Linked DNA regions of Homo sapiens: regions 1, 3 and 4 are each linked to region 2. Evidence: chromatin contacts called from ENCODE Hi-C or POLR2A ChIA-PET data. All regions are on one chromosome and are shown on one strand. The core of a region is the stretch at or near the end of the contact, and the rest is flanking DNA. Distances in the headings are between cores, read along the strand shown. Region 1 holds the start of CD58 (CD58 molecule). Region 2 has its middle 48 kb from the start of TENT5C. Region 3 overlaps CD58 (CD58 molecule). Region 4 overlaps TBX15 (T-box transcription factor 15).

Region 1 (4,281 bases), core at 1,376-3,875, 1.1 Mb before region 2:
GCAACTGTCCTAAAGATTTTAATTGTTCTAAAATTTCAAAAAAAACCCTAAACTGAAGTATTAACGACTTCCATCACCCCTTTCTTTGCTTTACTCATCTCTGTACTAGTAAATGTTTACTTTATCACCATCCAGCATCCATGTTTTTACTCATTTACTTACTGTCTCTCTCCCTCACTATAAGGTGAGCTTCACAAAGGCAGGGAACTGTGCATAGCTTGCTGTATCCCCCGTCCATTGTGCAGTGCTTAACATATAATTGACACTCAGTAAATATTTATTGCATGACTGATGTTCCCAGTAATTCTATGAAGTGGGTTTATTATTCTCCTTTCCCTCATGTGAGTGGTACTCTCTTCAAAAGTGAAGGTACTGAAGTGAAGAGAAGTTAGGGAACTCACACAAGTTCATGACTCAGGTGAGGAGTGGGGCCAGGATCCAAAGCTAGGCATCTGACCCCAGAGCTGATGCTGTTAATCACTGCATTTGCAGCTTCCCTAATGAGGCAGGCTTGGGTCCCCAAAAGGGGATATACCCATTCAGTCTTGTCTTTAGTTTAAGGCCTATGCAGAGCAGTTTATAAATACATGTTTGCTGAATCAAATGACTTCTGAATGAATACATGAATTAGGTGAGAGAGATCACCAGGAAGGGACAGTTCAAATAATCTGTTGGAGGTGGAGCTTGGGCAAACTGGGTTTGCAGTGGAAGGGAGAACACAGGTACAGGCAGCAGTGACCCAAGGTGCCAGGGAATGAGGGACCAGCTTGCCTGGAGGAGAGTTACCCCATCCATTCAATTAATCCCTGTTTGTATCTCTTCTTTTCCCCAGCCACCCGCACATGAACTCCCCAGAGCTATTTGGGCCCTGTGATGGTAGTCCACCCTGGCCTTCTGGCCTCCCTGCCTCCAATTCCTCCTGACTGCAGCCTTCCTCTTTGTTGCTAACAGATTCTTCTTCCCAGGCGCATGGTCCTGATCCTGTAAGGCCCAGGAGAAGCTCTCTCAGCTCAGAGAATCCAGACTCCCTAAGGGGACACTCAGCAATCTTTTCCCACATTATCACATGTCCACACATCACCAGTCCTTGAAGGCTGGGCTCAAATATCCTCCCTCCCATGAAGACTGCTTCACAAAAGACACTTGATTTCACAAAAGAGACTGCCTTCTTCTTCCCTCTGTACCCTCACAGCTCACCTTTTTTTTTTTTTTTTTTTTTTGAGACAGGTCATATTCTGTCACCCAGGCTGGAGTTCAGTGGCACAATCACAGCTCACTGCATCCTCTGCCTCCGGGACTCAGGTGATTCTCCCACCTCAGCCTTCCGAGTAGCTGGGACTATAGGTATGCGCCACCACGCTCAGCTAATTTTTGTATTTTTTGTAGAGCCGATCTTTCACCGTGTTGGCCCTGCTGGTCTCCGATTCCTGGCCTCAAGTGATCCACCTGCCTCAGCCTCCCAAAGTGCTAGGATGACAGGTGTAAGCCACCACGCCCAGCCCAGGCCTCTTACAACACTGACTTATCTGATCGTGCGGGTACTTTTGAGTCTATCTCAACCCCTCCCCCTTGGCTGTCTTCCATAGATGCACACGCGCACCTCCCGGGCAGGCAGCGGACGCTGAGCAAACGGACGGACGGGCTGGAGGGCTGGCAGTGGGGTGCAGGAGCCAGCCATGAGAACCCCTCAAGTACAGTTGAACTCGCTGGGAGGTTACTGCTGTACTCCCGGGGTTTTGCTATGGCCTGACTGGGGCCAATGTGTGGAGGGTGAAGGAGGATGGGGAGGCAAAATGGGAAGAAGGGGACCTATTTCCTGAGGTTGTTGTGACGACTTGGCTGACAACACACGGAGAGGATGGAACCAGTTCTGATACTAGTTTTTAGGATTTGAGGGGAGGAAAAAGGAGCAGGAGTCGCACCACTTAGGAATCCCAACGTGAGGCCGCTGCCGACTGGGCTTCCTAGTTGCCTACCCGCTCCTCGCTGTGGGGCGATTCTGAAAAGTCCTCTCTGCTGATACGGCGGACGCCGCGCGGGCGGGGACGGCACCGCGCGGGGAGGGCAGCAGGCGTCGCCCTCGAGCAGGTGGCATCCGCGCCCGCTCCCCGTCCCGGGCGCGTTCACGGCTGGGAAAAATTTTGCAGTCCGCTGAAGCGCTCAGCGACGTTACTGGGGAAGCCCAGGAAGGAACTTGGTCACTGGAGCTCGGGAGGGGGCCGGCGGGGGGGCGCAGGCCCCGCAGGAGAGGCTAGCGGGCCGGAGCCCGTCCTTCCCTAAGGCCACACAGTTCCTTGCTGACTCCATGAGGGACACTGGCGATGAAATAACAACTTTCTCTTCCTGAAAAGGCTCCCACGGCTGAGTTGTTCCCGGCCCACAGCGACCCGTCCCCACCCGTCTCTGATCGGCAACCGCCTCGAGCCCGGCGCGTCCACCCAGCCTGGGTGCTGCCCAGTACCCGCCGGCCGGCGCGGGGCCCCTGGGGCAGGCTTCACTCACCAAAGCAGTGCAGCAGGCAGACCACGCTGAGGACCCCCAGGGCCCGCCCCGCGTCGCTCCCAGCAACCATGGCTCGTCGGGCCGGCCTCTGCGCGAGTGCCCAGCCACAAGCAGCCCTAAGTTCAAGCACCGCCTACGCGGTCGGCCAGAAGTAGGGCTCCGCCCCGCCCTGGGCTGGCAGCCGGCGGCCCGCCCCGGCCCTTCCTCCCCCACCCTCCGCGGCGCCGCGTTTGTCTTCGCGCTTCCACTCCCCGGGCGCGCCTCTGGCCTCGGCTCTGCGCGCCTCCTTCCTGTGTCCCCGGGGCGCCGTCCAGTCCCCCAGCTCGGTCCCTCCCGTCATTCCGCCGCCATTCCATACGCTATTTTTAAGTAAGAAATTCTTTCCTTGAAAATGGCTTGGTTTTAAAAACCAAGGTTTTAAAGTAAGAAATTCTTTCCTTGAAAATGGCTTGGTTTTAAAAACCAGGTTTCTCTGCCTTCCTACCGCACCTCCCGCGCTTCCCCTTAGCGTTTGGGGCGTGCTGTAGGCCCCTCCGTGGCTAGACGGGGCTGTGGCTCCCAGAGAGCCACCGGAGGAGGCAGCAGGACGGGCGGGAGCACCCGGGGCCCCTCATCCCTTCAGCGCTGTGTGATCCCGCATCAGACGGCCTCTTTGAACCACTTTTCCTCAAACATGACAAGGAAAGGGAGCATTTTAGACAACTGTTAGGCGTAGGGTTACCTGAGGCAGGCCTCCCCCGTCCCCATACTCCCTTATCCCCGGAGCTGGGATTTCCAGCCTTTGGTTTCTCCCTTCTCAGATTCCTCTTTTTCTGTCTTCCCCCATCTCAACCGGGACTTTCCCTCAGGCTGAGATGTCAGATCCACATCTCCCTCACTGCCCAGCCTCCCCACATCCATCCAGCCCAAGCTGAGGCAGGCACTCATCACTCTCCCCGCTCTTCATCAGTCTGGATTGAGCTGGCCCTCCCCTCACATCCCTATATCCCAGAACAAATGACCCTATTCCCAGAACCAGCTCCTCACATCAGCCTCCCTGTCTGTCCCCTTTCTTGCAGACAGAAGCACCAGAGTTGCCCCTGCCCAGCTGAGGGAGTTCACAGAACTCTTAGTTATTATGTGAGCAGGAATCCATTTCCATGAACAGGACTCCCTGCTGCCCAAATAACCACCAACACATACATGGTGCAGGTTGTGAAACTGAGTGGGAATGTGCTTTCTTGCTGCTTCACCTCCATTATCCCCAGGTGGGGACTCGAAGTCACTCAAGACACTTGAACCATATTGCAAAGAGACATGAATTATTTCTTAAGTTAGCCATAAAATCTTAAAAGGTATCTCTATCAGTGAAACTTCTGGGACCAATGCCCTCTACCACAAACCTGCTATCTCGAGATATTCCCTACCATCTGTAGATACTGGGAACACAAGGCAGGGGCAGTGTGTAACATAAAATATGAGGAAATCAAGTGTTCTCTGCCCTGGGCTGGTAGGAACTCAGGCCAACTTAGAAAGGCAGGATGGGGTTAGACCTTCAGACACTGGGGAGCCACAGAAAGTTTTTGAGCTGGGAAGTGATATGACAGCAAACATCTATTGAGCAGGCCCTGTGTGAAGTGCATTGCTTGGATTAACTTAGTCTTACTGCTGCTGTTGTTTTTGCAAATGAGGAAACTGATGCCTGGGGAAGGTAAATTACTCAGGGCACACAGTAAAGGGCAGAACTTGGAGTCCAGCTGAGGCCATGTCCAATGCCTCTACTCTTATCCCTTCATACAG
Region 2 (4,075 bases), core at 1,218-3,717:
CTTACAGCAGAAAGAGCTCACCTCCTTTTGTTCACACGTAAGTGACAGCAAGTGTATTTATTTCCTGTTGTCCTGTAACAAATTAGCACAAACTCAGCACTTTTAAGCAACATGCATTTATTATCTCATATATTCTGAGAGTCAGGAATCAGAGCACAGCTTAGCTGGGTTCTCTGCTTCAGGGTCGCTTTCAAGGCTGCAGTCAAGGTGTTGGTCAAGGCTGGGCTCTCATCTGAGGCTCGACTGTGGAAGAATCCACTTCCAAGCTCACTGATGTGGTTGCTAGTGGAATTCACTTCTTTGCAGATTGTTAGACTGAGGGCCAACACTGTCTGTCAACTGGAGACCACTCTCAGTTCCTCGCACATGGAGCCCTCTGAAGTGGCACTTGCTTCATTGAAGGATGCAAGCCAAGAAGGCAATAGAGAGAGTCTTTCAGTAAGATTGAAATTATAATTCATGTAATATAATTACGGAAATGACATCCTACCACCTTTGCAGTGTTCTTTTGGTTAAAAGCAAGTCATAGGTCCTGCCCACAGTCAACAGAGAGACAGACAAAGGGACCTACATGCCAGGAGGCAGGGAGCATTGAGAGCCATCTTAGAATCTGTCCACCAGGTTAAGCAACCGTGAGTTGTGTGAATATGTGATGGGGCATGGCTGGCAGTGATGGGTCCCTTTGGGGAGGGAAGTGCCATATTGGTGAGAGAGAGGGGCAGGGAGACCTACCCAGGACAGATTTGTGCAAACCCACATGCTGGTCTCATTGGGTTAGGGAGAGCTGGCCTTCTCTTAGCCACCCCTGCACAGAGATGACATTCTTTCTCTGGAAGAAGGCCTGATGCCTCTGAGTTGGCTTCCTGTTATGACAGGCCATGATGAATGGGCATAGGCCCCTTCATCCTAGTTTCACCCCTGGGGCCCTGTATACCTTGCCAAGGAGGTTGATAGGACATGAATTAGGGTAGTAGCCATAGGGATGGGAAAGAAAGACTGAAAAAGGATTTAGAAAGTAATATTGGATGACATATGACAGATTAGATGTGGAAGAAATGATGTGTAGGGAGAGGCGTGGGAATACGTTTCTGCAGTGGGAAATTTGGTAGACGGTGATGTCATTAACCAAGAGAAGAAAACATGGATAGAAGGTCTGGGGTCTTTGGTCATGCTGATTTCCAGAAGAGGATGCAGATAATTACCAGTATAGTTTCAGAGCTCCAGACCAGGAGGCCGGCTAGGGATGGACAACTGGGAATCACAGTGAGGAGATGGTAACTGGAGCCTCCTCTGTGGTGTAAAGCACCCAAGCAAGCAAGAGTCAGCCAGGACAGATTCCTTGAGGAGCATCTATCCAGGAAGAATTAGCAAAGGTGGAAAAACCGGAGAAGGCTGAGGAGTGGACAGAGAGGCGGGTGGAGAACCAGGACAATGCAATGTCCTAGGAGCCAGGGGAGGAGCGGTTGGCAGCATCAAGTCCTGTACAGACAGGCGAATGGATGCCGCACATCACTGTGACTTTGTAGAGTCAGGTGCAGGGAGCAGAGGAGACAAAGCCCTATCCCAGGGGGCTGAAGAGTAAATGGGAGACAATTTAAAGAAAAGGGACTAAGGCTTAGCAGGCAAAAGTGTGAAATTGGAGTGCTGGCTCCACAGGTTGCCAGCTGAGCGGCATCTAGGCAGGCCCTGGCCTCTTGGAAGAAGAGGGCACACAGCACCCCTCCTAGGGCTGTTGTGAGGTGTAGTGAGGTTGTGCCTGCCTGTGACAGCACAGGAGGAACAGCACAGAGCTCATCTCTACTTCTGCTCCTGCTCCCGCCAGTGTCTTCTTGAAAAATGGTCTTTTAAAACTATTGCCCTCCCCAGCTTACATGTTCCCTCAGTGTGTGGGATAACATTCACATTCCCTGCACGAGTTGGCCTCTACTTATCTCCCCATCCTCACACCCTCGCTCCTGTCCTCCTTGAACATGTGAAGCTCTTTCAAACCTCGGAGCCCTTCCCTGCAGAGTTTCCCCTGCGTGGGCCTTTCTTCCGACTTAGTTGTTGTCAGTCACCCTTCTGGGAAGTGATGGCTTAAATGTCATTTCCTAAATAATTCCTCTGGCTCCTGACCTGAGTTAGGCTTCCTGGCATCTTCTCCAGCACCTGGCACAGTTCCAGATGCATAGCAGGAATGCAAACAAATGCTCGTCCATGAATAAAGGAGAATACCAGCAACTGGCTGTGTGACCTTGGGCAAGTCACTTCACCTCTCTGTGCTTTAGAGTTTCCTCCTCTGTAGTAGGAAGTAGGACTATGTATCTCTAAGATCTCTTTCGGCTCTGGCAATCTTTGGCTCTTTAATGCTAGTGTCTGTACAGGTTTCTCATAAGGCTTCACGGAATAATGCAAGTGAGAGCCTTGTTGAATTGAAGGGGGAGGGGGAGGAGGCTAGGGAGCTTGGCAGAGGCAGCGGAGTACCCACAACGAGGCCCACTCACCCACTCATTTCCTCAGCCACCCACGGGGCCTGCAGTCCCCACGTGTAGCCTGATAGGCAGGGACTAGGGGACAGCCAGAATCAAAACCACAGCCTCCCGTTTTTAGTGTGTGGGCTTCAATTCGATGAGCTAGGGAGGAGACTTCTGGAGAAAAAATACTCTGTAGGGTCACATACACCCAGACAGTGTGGACACCTGCTACACACACATACCAATATGTGCATTTACAACTAATTACATACAAAGGAAAGCACACACACACCCAGAGGTGCACAAGCACACGGTCAATGCCCTGCAGAGCCCACCTGCAGCTCCCTGAGCCCAGGACAGCTCTGTTACCCTCTGAGTCTCTGGGTCAATCTTTACCCTTGCCCTCTGGGTCTTCCCTCTCTCAACAAACCCTGAGGCTGGGCACTGAGGCCTAGGGGATTCAGTGATTTTACTGATAAGGCTGAAAACAGGCAGGAAGGGAGGGTAACTTACAGTGCTCTCCGGATGTTACAGTATTTGCATTTCCACAGTCTATGTGTCTGAAAAAAACTGGGTTTAGTCTAGAAACTTGGTGGTACGCAGGTGTAGCTTTCAAGAGAACTGGGAAACAATGCTGTATGGAGATGGTAACCACTTGTGAGCTGGGTCAGTTTCACTATTTACTATACAGGCTGGCCATGATCTCATTGAACTCTCAGAAGTGCCTTCTGCACAGATAATTTATAGATGATGAAACTGAGACTTGGACATGTAAAGTAATTTGCCCAAGGCATGCAATTTGTAATTGGCAGATCTGGGACTCAGGGAGTAGGCTTCTGATTCCAAAGACAAGTGCTCTTACCACCCCTACCAGCTCAGCCTCTTGCCTCTGGTGTGTGCCCCTGCCCCCTCCCGCCTCTGGGCTCCACATTCTGGCTGCTGACTCCCTCACACATGGCCTGGTGGAGCCCCTACCCATGCTGAGTGGGGCTGGGAAAATGGTGAATTTTCTAGAAAATTGTGAAAGCGCTGCCTACGAGAATGGCTGCCTGGGACACTCCAGCTGCAGGCCCTGGGGCAGTGCCCGTTTGGAAGGTGCAGAGTTTTCTGGAGATAAGCAAACATGAGTCAGGAGAAAGCGACAAACAGCTCACCCCTGCAGATTGGCTGCCAGGACGTGAGATGATCATGCAACGTCAAGCTAACAGCCTCAAATCTTTTTGAAATCGAGTGCCCAGTTGACAGTTAAATCAGTCCGGAGACACAACTTCTCTCCCTCTCAAAACATATACACACACGCGCACACGCGTGCACACACACACGCACACACACACACACTTGATGTGGATTGTGGGACCAGAGCATTCAGGACTTTACAGCTCTAAAGGACCTTCGAGCTCATTGAGCTCTTGACCACCTTAATGTCAAGAATCGCCCAAAGTACCCATTTAAAAGACAAATTCTAACCTCAGCCCATTCCAGGTCTCCAGAATTCTAAGGGAATCTCTAAAAATCTTCTCAAGAAGCTGGATGTTTTACCAGGTTCCTGAGAGATTCTCATCACATCAGAGTTTGTTCCTTCAGGGTTTTGGAACACTGAATCTAGACTAACCCCTTCATTT
Region 3 (4,472 bases), core at 523-3,022, 1.1 Mb before region 2:
CAAAAATGCCTGTTCTCAGTATTTCATATACTTATGCCTGCCTCTGTAACTAGGCTGGGCATTTCTCAGGGGCAGAAAACCAAGCTTTCTACCTCCTTAGAAATGGTCCTTTGAAGCATTTCTCAAATTTTAAGGTGCCTAAGAATCACCAAGGGTGCTTGTTAAAAATACAGATTCCTGAGCCCCACCATCCCAGGTGCTTCTGATGTATGTGGCCTGTTTGTTCTGTTGCAGATTCTAATGTATTGATCTAGCTCTGCCAATGTCTAGTCTTTCATCCAGCACTTTCTGAACTGAACAGAGGTGCATCATCAGCCCCAGAGACTGTGTATCTTTGGAGGGCAAAGACTAGGTATGACTCACCTTTCAACCACAGCACATGACATAATGCAAGGCACACAGATGGCTCCTCACAAGCAGTACAGGACAGATGGGGAGACAGATGGATAGAAGGATAGATTCAGAGAGACAGTCTTCAAATAAAATGTAAATTCTTCTACCCGCTATCTCCAAAGAGGTACAGTATGGTGTTTAGCATGGACTCAGAAGCCCAGCTGCCTGAGTGCATATCCCAGCTTCATGACTAAGAGCCATTTGACATTGGGCAAGTTACTTAAATCACCTTGTGTCTAGGTTTCCTCCTCTCTACAATAAGGACACAAATAGTACTTACTCTATCAGACTGTAATGAGATTAAATGAGTTAACACAGATAATAATCAACATATGAATTAACATGTAGTGCCTGCACAGAGTAAGTACTTAACAAATGCTAGCTGTAATAGAGCACACGGCCATTGGCTGTGAGTTTCCAACTCCAGGAAGCCGAGGCTCCCCGGAGGGTATGTGATATGATGAGAAGAGTCACTGAGTAGGAGTTGGGAGGTTTGATCAAGCCTTAGCCTTGGCCTGCTGTGTGACCTGGGGCCACAGTCCTTTTAGGAGCTGGAAGAGTTTTAAGAAAGCATCCATCCAGGTCTCTTGTTCTACTTACAGAGAAACGGACTCCTAAACTGTCTTATTTTCATCTGTGAAAGGGAATGCTGTATCAGGTCACTGTAAAGGTCAAACAGAATATGACTGAGTGCCACATGCAGGGTTTGTAAAAAAGAAAAGAAAAGAAAAGAAAAGAAAAAAAACAGAATATGAAAGTAATTTCAGGGGAAACATGAAGAAGTGTTAGTATTATCTTCTAAGTTGCTAGAACTCCCTTGACTAGGTAGAAGCTCTTTCTGGCTATCTCATTACACAACAGTTGCCAGATGGCAAAGGTAGAAGTGCCTATCCAACTCATCTAAAAGTGTGCAAGCCTTTCTGCAGCACCTAGATCACAGTTTCTACACCTCAGATCTTTTCCTTCTATAAATCTTTCATATTTTCTTGCTGCCCGTGGGACTTACCACAGCTGTATCTAACAAATATTCGTTATACCTCTACTTTAAGCAGCATTAAACTGGCAAGAAATGTGCCTACTTCCTCCCTAAGACAATTAGTCAATTTATAATTAATGAATTGAGTTCACTGCTGTGTAAAAAATGAGAATTTCTTACACATATCTGATGACATTTTATAGAAATATGTGTATATTTTCACGAATTTTAGTAAAGGTCAAGTATCAATCCAGCCCAGTTAAGGACAGGGCAGTTAATTCTACTTACATAAAAATCATCATCTGAGATGTGATGAAGGTCCATAAAAAGATGGGAAAGGACTAATAAACCTCAGAAGTAGAAATTTTAAGGGGACTTTTGGGTATGGAGGAAAGCCAGATCTCAATGTACACACAGAAGGAAGTGGATGCCCTGAATTTAGGAAGTGCCAGGAAATCCCCCTGTCCAAAATATGCTCACTGGAAGTCTCCTATTAGGTCTGGTGTCTCTAGAAGATTACCAGGTTACTAAAACAAGTGTTAACATTACCTCAAGGAAGTATGACTTCCTCTTTTCTTAAAAAAAAAAAAAAATAGTATGACCAATCATTTTATCATGCAGATGTGAAACCTAGAGTCATCTTATGTCTTTTTACAACCAAAACCTACATCTTGCAGACTCTTTCTTGGACCCTCTATCTACCTGGATGATAGTAGCTTCTAACTTGACATCTCCTCTCTTTAATCCATCATAAGTATGCACCATCACATTAATCTTCCAAAAATGTATTTTATCAAGTCACTTCCTTGCTCCAGTATAGGACACAATGGCTCCCCACTGCTACAAGCTGATGTCCAGACTCTCAAACCAGGACTTTAAGTCCCACACTCAATACTATCAATATCACTGCCTCCTGATCAAAACTCACCTCCCCTGTACTTTACTCCTCTGCAGGCTTCCTAAGGTCTATCCAGTTGGTCTGACTAACAAAACCATACCTTTGCTGAGGTGCCATAGAATATTTTATTTAATTAATTTATTTAGCTAGTTATTTTGAGGCAGGGTCTTGGTCTGTCACCCAGACTGGAGTGCAGAGGTGCAATCATGGCTCACTGCAGCCTCAGCCTCCTGGGCTCAAGGGATCCTCCCACCTCAGCCTCTTGAGTAGCTGGGACTACAGGCATGCACCACCATGCCTGGTTAATTATTTTATTTTTGTAGAGATGGAGTCTTGCTATGTTGCCTAGGATGGTCTTGAACTACTGGGCTTAAGCAACCCTCCCTCCTCAGCCTCACAAAGTGCTGGGATTATAGCCTTGAGCCACAATGCCCGGCCTAGAATATTTTAAATTATTTTAAAACAGTTCATCAAGTTTAAGAGGAGAAATTTATTCAAATGTTTTGAATTAGTTTTACAAACTCTATAAAAAGGGCTCTTAAAATGTGTGATCTAAATTCTGACTCAATCCTCTTGTTTGTTGGCCCTATCTATAAATTATCAGATCCCCAATGTCCATGTTTCAAAGATTCTACTTTTTCAAGGAAATCTTCTAAGAGGATACTTTGACATCTTAGCAAGCTGTATTTGTCTAAATAGAGTCCACAGGGGTCAGACCTCACATAGCCTTGCAAGTCGCTTTACACATTTTAGCTTTAACAGAGTTAGATGGGGCCATTAGAAAGTTCCACACAGATGAGTGACATGATCTGACTTCTGTTTTAAAAAGATCATTCTGGTAGAACCAATACAACTTCCTGGTAGAGTGAATGTGGTATTCAAGAAAAAGAGAGGTATCAAGGATGACATCCCGGTTTCAGACTGACCAGCTGAAAGGATGGGGCTGCCATTAACCAAAAGGGAAAAGATTTGGGGAGGAGCAGCAGGTTTTAAGGGGAAGATAATGAGCTTACTTTTGGACTTGTGATATTTGAAAGGCCAATTAGATGTCTGACTGGAGAGGTACACTGGGCAGTCAGGTATACACATAAGGAGCTCGGCGGGGTACTCTGGGCTAGAGCTCTAGATCTGTACATTATTAGCATTGAGATGATATTTAAAGCCCTGACATGGGATGAGCTCACCCACTGGCTATGAACGCAGACAGAAAAGGAAAGAGACCTAAGGCTTAAGCCTTGATGTTTCCAGTGTTAAGAGGTTGGGGAAACAAGGAAACTAGCAAAAGAAGCTGAAAAGGAATAGTCAGTGTGTTAGAAAGAAATGTGAAGCCAGGCACAGTGGCTCACACCTGTAATCCCAACACTTTGGGAGGCCAAGGCAGGTGGATCACCTGAGGTCAGGAGTTCAAGACCAGCCTGACCAACATGGTGAAACCCCATCTCTACTAAAAATACAAAATTAGCCAGGCATGGTGGTGCATGCCTGTAATCTCAACTGTTCAGGAGGCTGAGGCAGAAGATTCACTTGAACCCGGGAGGCATAGGTTGCAGTGAGCTGAGATCGCGCCATTGCATTCCAGCCTGGGCAACAAGGGCGAAACCCCCTCTCAAGGAAAAAAGAGAAAGAAACATGAATAGGGTGGTATCCTGGATGTCAAGTGAAGACAGTACTTGGAGGAGGGAGTGATCAGCTATGTCAAAAGCTGCTGAGAAGTCAAGAATGACATGGACTGAGAATGAACCACTGGATTTATTAACAAGGAGGTCTAGAGGAGTTTTGGCATAGCAGTGCAGATGAAAGCCTATTTGGAGTGGGTTAAAAGTGAATATAAGGGATCAGAATAAGTGAATATGGACAACTTCTTCAAGGAGATTTTCTATAAAGTGAAGACAGCAGGTGGTGGTGGCTGGAGGGGTACAGGGATCATGAGAAAGTTTTAATGACAGTATATATGTATGCCACTTAAAATGAACCATCAACTTATGGGGGAAATTCTCATCAGGAGAGAGTGGGTAGAAGCACTAGGGTGATATTCCCGAGGACGGCAAGAGGAGGTGGGATCCAGGGCACACGTGGAAAGTTTAACTTCAGGTGAGAACTCAGAAAGTCCATTCATATCAGGAGAGAAAGCAGGGCCTACAGGCTCAGGTATGGGTAGGAAGGTAGGCAGGTGGTGAGAGCTTGTGGAAATTGCCCTCTGATTGC
Region 4 (4,144 bases), core at 417-2,916, 1.3 Mb after region 2:
CATTTGACATGTAGTCCATAAGCCTGAGTTCTACTACGCTCTACCACTAACAAGTAGTTGCTTGACCAAAAATATATTGCTCAATTTTGTTGTCTACAAGCTGGAATTTTGAGTGATTTTTACTTTTCTCAGTACATACAATTTTTAAAAATTCTGAGGTGAATACCATTTTATTCAAATCTAAATATATTTTAAATATACATAAGTTTAGTAGAGAAGTGATTCATAAGTCATTTTGTAAAGAAAATGATTGCCATAACTGATTTTTAGCATAAATCTGGATTTTAATATAATGTACTGCACATTTCACAAAATGGTTTGAAATAAAAGTTTTTGGTTTATTTGAAAATTCTTACAGACAGAATACCAAAGATAACCCCTGGTAATCTGTCATTTGAATGTAAATAAATGCCCTCAAACTATAAAAAAAAAAAATCTATTAAAATAAACAGTCATTGCAAAGCCTACGCACTTATGAGACAGATGTGTCACATTTGTGGATTCAATACTGTCTATACAAGATGAAATTTTCTGATTGAATAATCTTAGATATAGCTGGTTTCCCTACCCATTTTGATTCTCTCCTAACTTTCCATAGGTAACAGCTTTTAATTTTATATAGGAGGAGTGAGAAAGAATTTCGAGAAAAGAAAGAAGTATCAACAAGAGAAATGACACAGTCTCTAAGGACATTTATAGCAGGAGCAAATGGTCCTATAAACTTCAGCAATAAGAGATTCACTATATAATAACCTAGTCATAGTGACTGAGGCTAAGTCATCAAGAAAGGGGTGTTCTGTAAACTCTCTTTTCTAAAGCAGGAAGCATCTGATATATTTTGGAACTATTTCCCAGGAGAAAAACAGTTACATTTTTTTTCACACTGTTTTAGCTCTTAAGGTAGTAATTTTCTGAAAAAATGTTATTTGTCTACAACTCCTTGTTTCCTGGGAATGAGAAATATATGAGATATCACTGCAGGTGCTGAAGCCACCTATAGATACTTATCAGAGAAAAATGGCAATCTTTTAATGATAATAAATTACCATAAAATTTGTTTTAAGTGACTCAATTACTAAATATGATGTGGGGAAGAAAACAGCATGAGGGATTTGATCTGGTGATTTAGACTATGCAACAAAGAATTTGATTCTTACGTTAGCTATCCATTTCTCTTTGCCGAAGTGTACACAGTGGCGGAGCATACAGGTGTTTTCTAAAAGGCAGGAGCCATCAACCATCAGCAGGATGTGAGGGAAGTAATGTCACATAGAAAAGAAGTGCCTCTTCCCCAGTGATTCTTACCTGTTTCTCCCAGAATCTCTGAATCCTTTAGCAAAAGGGTTTCGGTCAATTTTTAATCTGGTAATCTGGAAACAAACAAATAAGTATGAATTGCTTTTATATTAACTGATTTCTTTCTTAGTACTCCTAGAAAATTACAAAAATCACTTTTTTAATAACAGTTGTTGCTTTTATTTAATTTCCTTTCAGCTCAAGATTTAATTTGAAGCTGGATATAGAACTTGGCCTGGCACACAGATGTCTGACCCACCCGACTCACTTCTCTATAAAAACTAAAATTTGCCCAGTATGTGACTCTAAAAACTCTCTCCTACTCACCTTCCTTGCCCCAGAGTGGTGGTAAATCACTTGCCTAGACAGATATTGAAATGGAAAATTGGTCAATGGTCACGTCCATGGTACATGACACACGGGAGGCACTTAAAAAATGCTTGTTGAATGAGTGAGTAAACAAATGATGTGTAAGTGAGTTAATAATTAATAATGGACTCAGTCAATTCAGTTAGGTGGAATCAGACCACAAGACAATCTGCCTTAGCCTGAAAGACCCAAAAAATTGACTGCATTTGCCATTTCACTGAAGGCATGCCTTTCCTACCACTAGAAATTATTCATTTAATGACTTGAAATGTTCATGTAGAAGACAGAAAAAGCAGACTTTTGCCAGGGTCTTACCCAAAGGAAAATCTACAATGTGAGACTGAATGGGGCAGGATGCAGTACATGTTATCCAGTCTCCAAGACTCACAAGCAAATCAGAAACAAAGAGCCAGTTTCATAAGGCTGACCAAGCTAGCACATCCAATTGTGTCACCAGCTTGGTCCTCAGGGGCCATGTGGTTCAACCCCCACTCAATGCATAAGTCCCCATCCATTGCATCCTATCTTAGTTCTGGCAAACCCTGCCATGGTTGTATATATTGCCCTCATGCCTGTAGACTAGAACAAGCCTGAACAACATATGTCACATGCACTCTAGTGTTTCCACTTTCAGCCTTGGTACCTTTGTGTCTGAATTGTTAATGACTCACTACATGCAAGCAATGGAGACTTAGGCATAGGTGCTAGGGAGCTCAGGAAGGAAGGAAGGCACTCCCAATGCAAGGTGATTCTAGAAATAAGGGAATCTCATTATTTAAGACCATCTTCATATTTTTGATAATTGTAGAACGTATCACTAGGACAGCTAAAGTTGTTTCCTACATTGCAAATCTTTCCTAGTTCTCTTTCACCTCATTTTATCAGAGTGGAATTTCCCAAGACCGCAGTCTTTAAAGGTCTTTCAAAGCAATGTGAGATTCTGACAAACAGACTCTGACTTGAAAGAGTCTTCCAGGCTTCAAGGTTATTTTCTTCCTAAATATTCCTTGCCTTTAAAATTGCACACTAATTATGCAGCACCAACAATGTAGCAAAAGCAATTTTACATGTATTTTATAGACCATAGCAGGAGTCTAAAGGTTTGGCTTTCTAAAGTCGAGTGTCTGCCATATGAATACTGTATTGAGTTTAAAGAGTGTCACTGCTTTTCTGTGTTTGACCGAAAATCAGTTCTTTCTTCCTCCATAATCCACAGCAATAAACCATGCACCATATTTTCTTTTCAAGTTGGAGTTATAATATTTTATTTTCTCTTTCAAGTTGGTTTATCCTGTCCAACTCATTTATGATAGGGATTTCTGACACATGACTGTGATACCATGTTTTGGGGGTCTCCACAGACCCCTGTAAATATAACAGCACTCTACTTCATGGGCCCGGGGGAAATGGTTAAAAATATATTTCCCACAGCTCATTGGATCCCAGGCCAATGGGTATGCATGGAAATTTAATAGCAAATGTCTCAAGTGTTAGAAAAAAACAATATCTGTACACTTGTTTTAAAGCTTTTAATGTGAGAATTAGGGAGCTTTATGAAGAGAGTGGTTGTGCCACTTATCATTTATCATCAAGTGCCTTCTGTGTGCAAAGCAGTGTGACAAGCAACACAGGTGACAGAATGGTGTACAGCCAGTGTATAGCTGTGTGTCATCCATTTTTCCTCAAGGAGCTTATAATCCAGAAGAAAGAAGCAGATGTGCACTAACAATTACAATATAAAAAAGAAGGTCATAAAGTTCACAATAAAGGCAAAGTACCCTGAAAGCTTAGACGAAGTAGGAATTACTCCATGTTGAAGGGCTCTGGGGTTTCATGTTAGAGACAGCATGTGAGCTAGGCCTTGAAAGATGTGTAGGATTTTAATGAAAACACAAGAGAAGGAAAAAGGACAAAGGAAGCATTTCTTAAGAAAGGCACTATGTAACACAGGATATGAACAGACACTTCACAAAAGAAGACATTTATGTGGCCAAGAAACACATGAAAAAAAGCTCAACATCACTGATCATTAGAGAAATGCAAATCAAAACCACAATGAGATACCATCTCACGCCAGTCAGAAATGGCGATTATTAAAAAGTCAAGAGGCCAAGCGTGGTGGCTCATGCCTGCAATCCTCATACTTTGGGAGGCCGAGGCAGATGGATTGCCTGAGCTCAGGAGTTCAAGACCAGCCTGGGAAACATGATGAAACACCATCTCTACTTAAAAATACAAAAAATTACCTAGGCATGGTGGTGTGCACCTGTAGTCCCAGCTACTTGGGAGGCTGAGGCGAGAGAATTGCTTGAACCCAGGAAGTGGGAGCTATGGTGAGCTACGATTGCACCACTGCACTCCAGCCTGGATGACAGAGCAAGACTCTGTCTCCAAAAAAAATAAAGAAATAAAAAATAAAAATAAATAAATAAAAATCAAGAAAAAACAGATGCTGGCAAGGCTGTGAAGAAATAGGAAT

The links. Hi-C counts contacts between places; a loop is a spot of excess contacts on that map. ChIA-PET counts read pairs that join two places held with the same protein, here RNA polymerase II (POLR2A). Pooled maps may share reads with other maps.
Region 1: a map with no recorded cell type shows a loop between it and region 2 (15-fold over the local background). The contact joins the promoter of CD58 here to the enhancer-like site in region 2. A Hi-C loop is called at or near these places in 11 of 37 single-sample maps with no recorded cell type and 7 of 50 pooled maps. POLR2A ChIA-PET finds 5 or more read pairs at or near these places in 1 of 52 experiments (activated CD4-positive, alpha-beta T cell).
Region 3: a loop to region 2 is called in a pooled map, with 4 times the contacts of the local background. The contact joins two enhancer-like sites. A Hi-C loop is called at or near these places in 17 of 37 single-sample maps with no recorded cell type and 8 of 50 pooled maps. POLR2A ChIA-PET finds 5 or more read pairs at or near these places in 2 of 52 experiments (CD8-positive, alpha-beta memory T cell and activated naive CD4-positive, alpha-beta T cell).
Region 4: a pooled map shows a loop between it and region 2 (7-fold over the local background). The contact joins two enhancer-like sites. A Hi-C loop is called at or near these places in 3 of 37 single-sample maps with no recorded cell type and 3 of 50 pooled maps.

Annotation. Positions count from the first base shown.
Region 1 is chr1:116,568,401-116,572,681 of GRCh38, forward strand. CD58 (CD58 molecule) reads right to left here and starts at 2,626. Exons shown (of 6, transcript NM_001779.3): 1 at 2,503-2,626. The coding sequence starts at 2,572. LOC124904385 (a long non-coding RNA gene) reads left to right here and starts at 2,575. Exons shown (of 2, transcript XR_007066497.1): 1 at 2,575-2,653. RefSeq lists an enhancer at 1,698-1,757 and silencers at 2,228-2,297, 2,368-2,827.
Region 2 is chr1:117,651,729-117,655,803 of GRCh38, forward strand. No RefSeq gene overlaps it. Among named protein-coding and RNA genes, the nearest start is that of TENT5C, 48 kb to the left of the region's middle. RefSeq lists an enhancer at 3,285-3,444. Within about 2 kb of position 2,468, at least 11 of the 41 ENCODE cell types and tissues checked have a DNase peak (open chromatin) inside an H3K27ac peak, as active enhancers do.
Region 3 is chr1:116,538,404-116,542,875 of GRCh38, forward strand. The region is part of intron 2 of CD58 (CD58 molecule); the gene reads right to left. Among named protein-coding and RNA genes, the nearest start is that of MIR548AC, 19 kb to the right of the region's middle. RefSeq lists an enhancer at 183-252. Within about 2 kb of position 1,773, at least 2 of the 41 ENCODE cell types and tissues checked have a DNase peak (open chromatin) inside an H3K27ac peak, as active enhancers do.
Region 4 is chr1:118,912,810-118,916,953 of GRCh38, forward strand. It overlaps TBX15 (T-box transcription factor 15), which reads right to left. Exons shown (of 8, transcript NM_001330677.2): 6 at 1,306-1,370. Among named protein-coding and RNA genes, the nearest start is that of TBX15, 73 kb to the right of the region's middle. Within about 2 kb of position 1,667, at least 2 of the 41 ENCODE cell types and tissues checked have a DNase peak (open chromatin) inside an H3K27ac peak, as active enhancers do.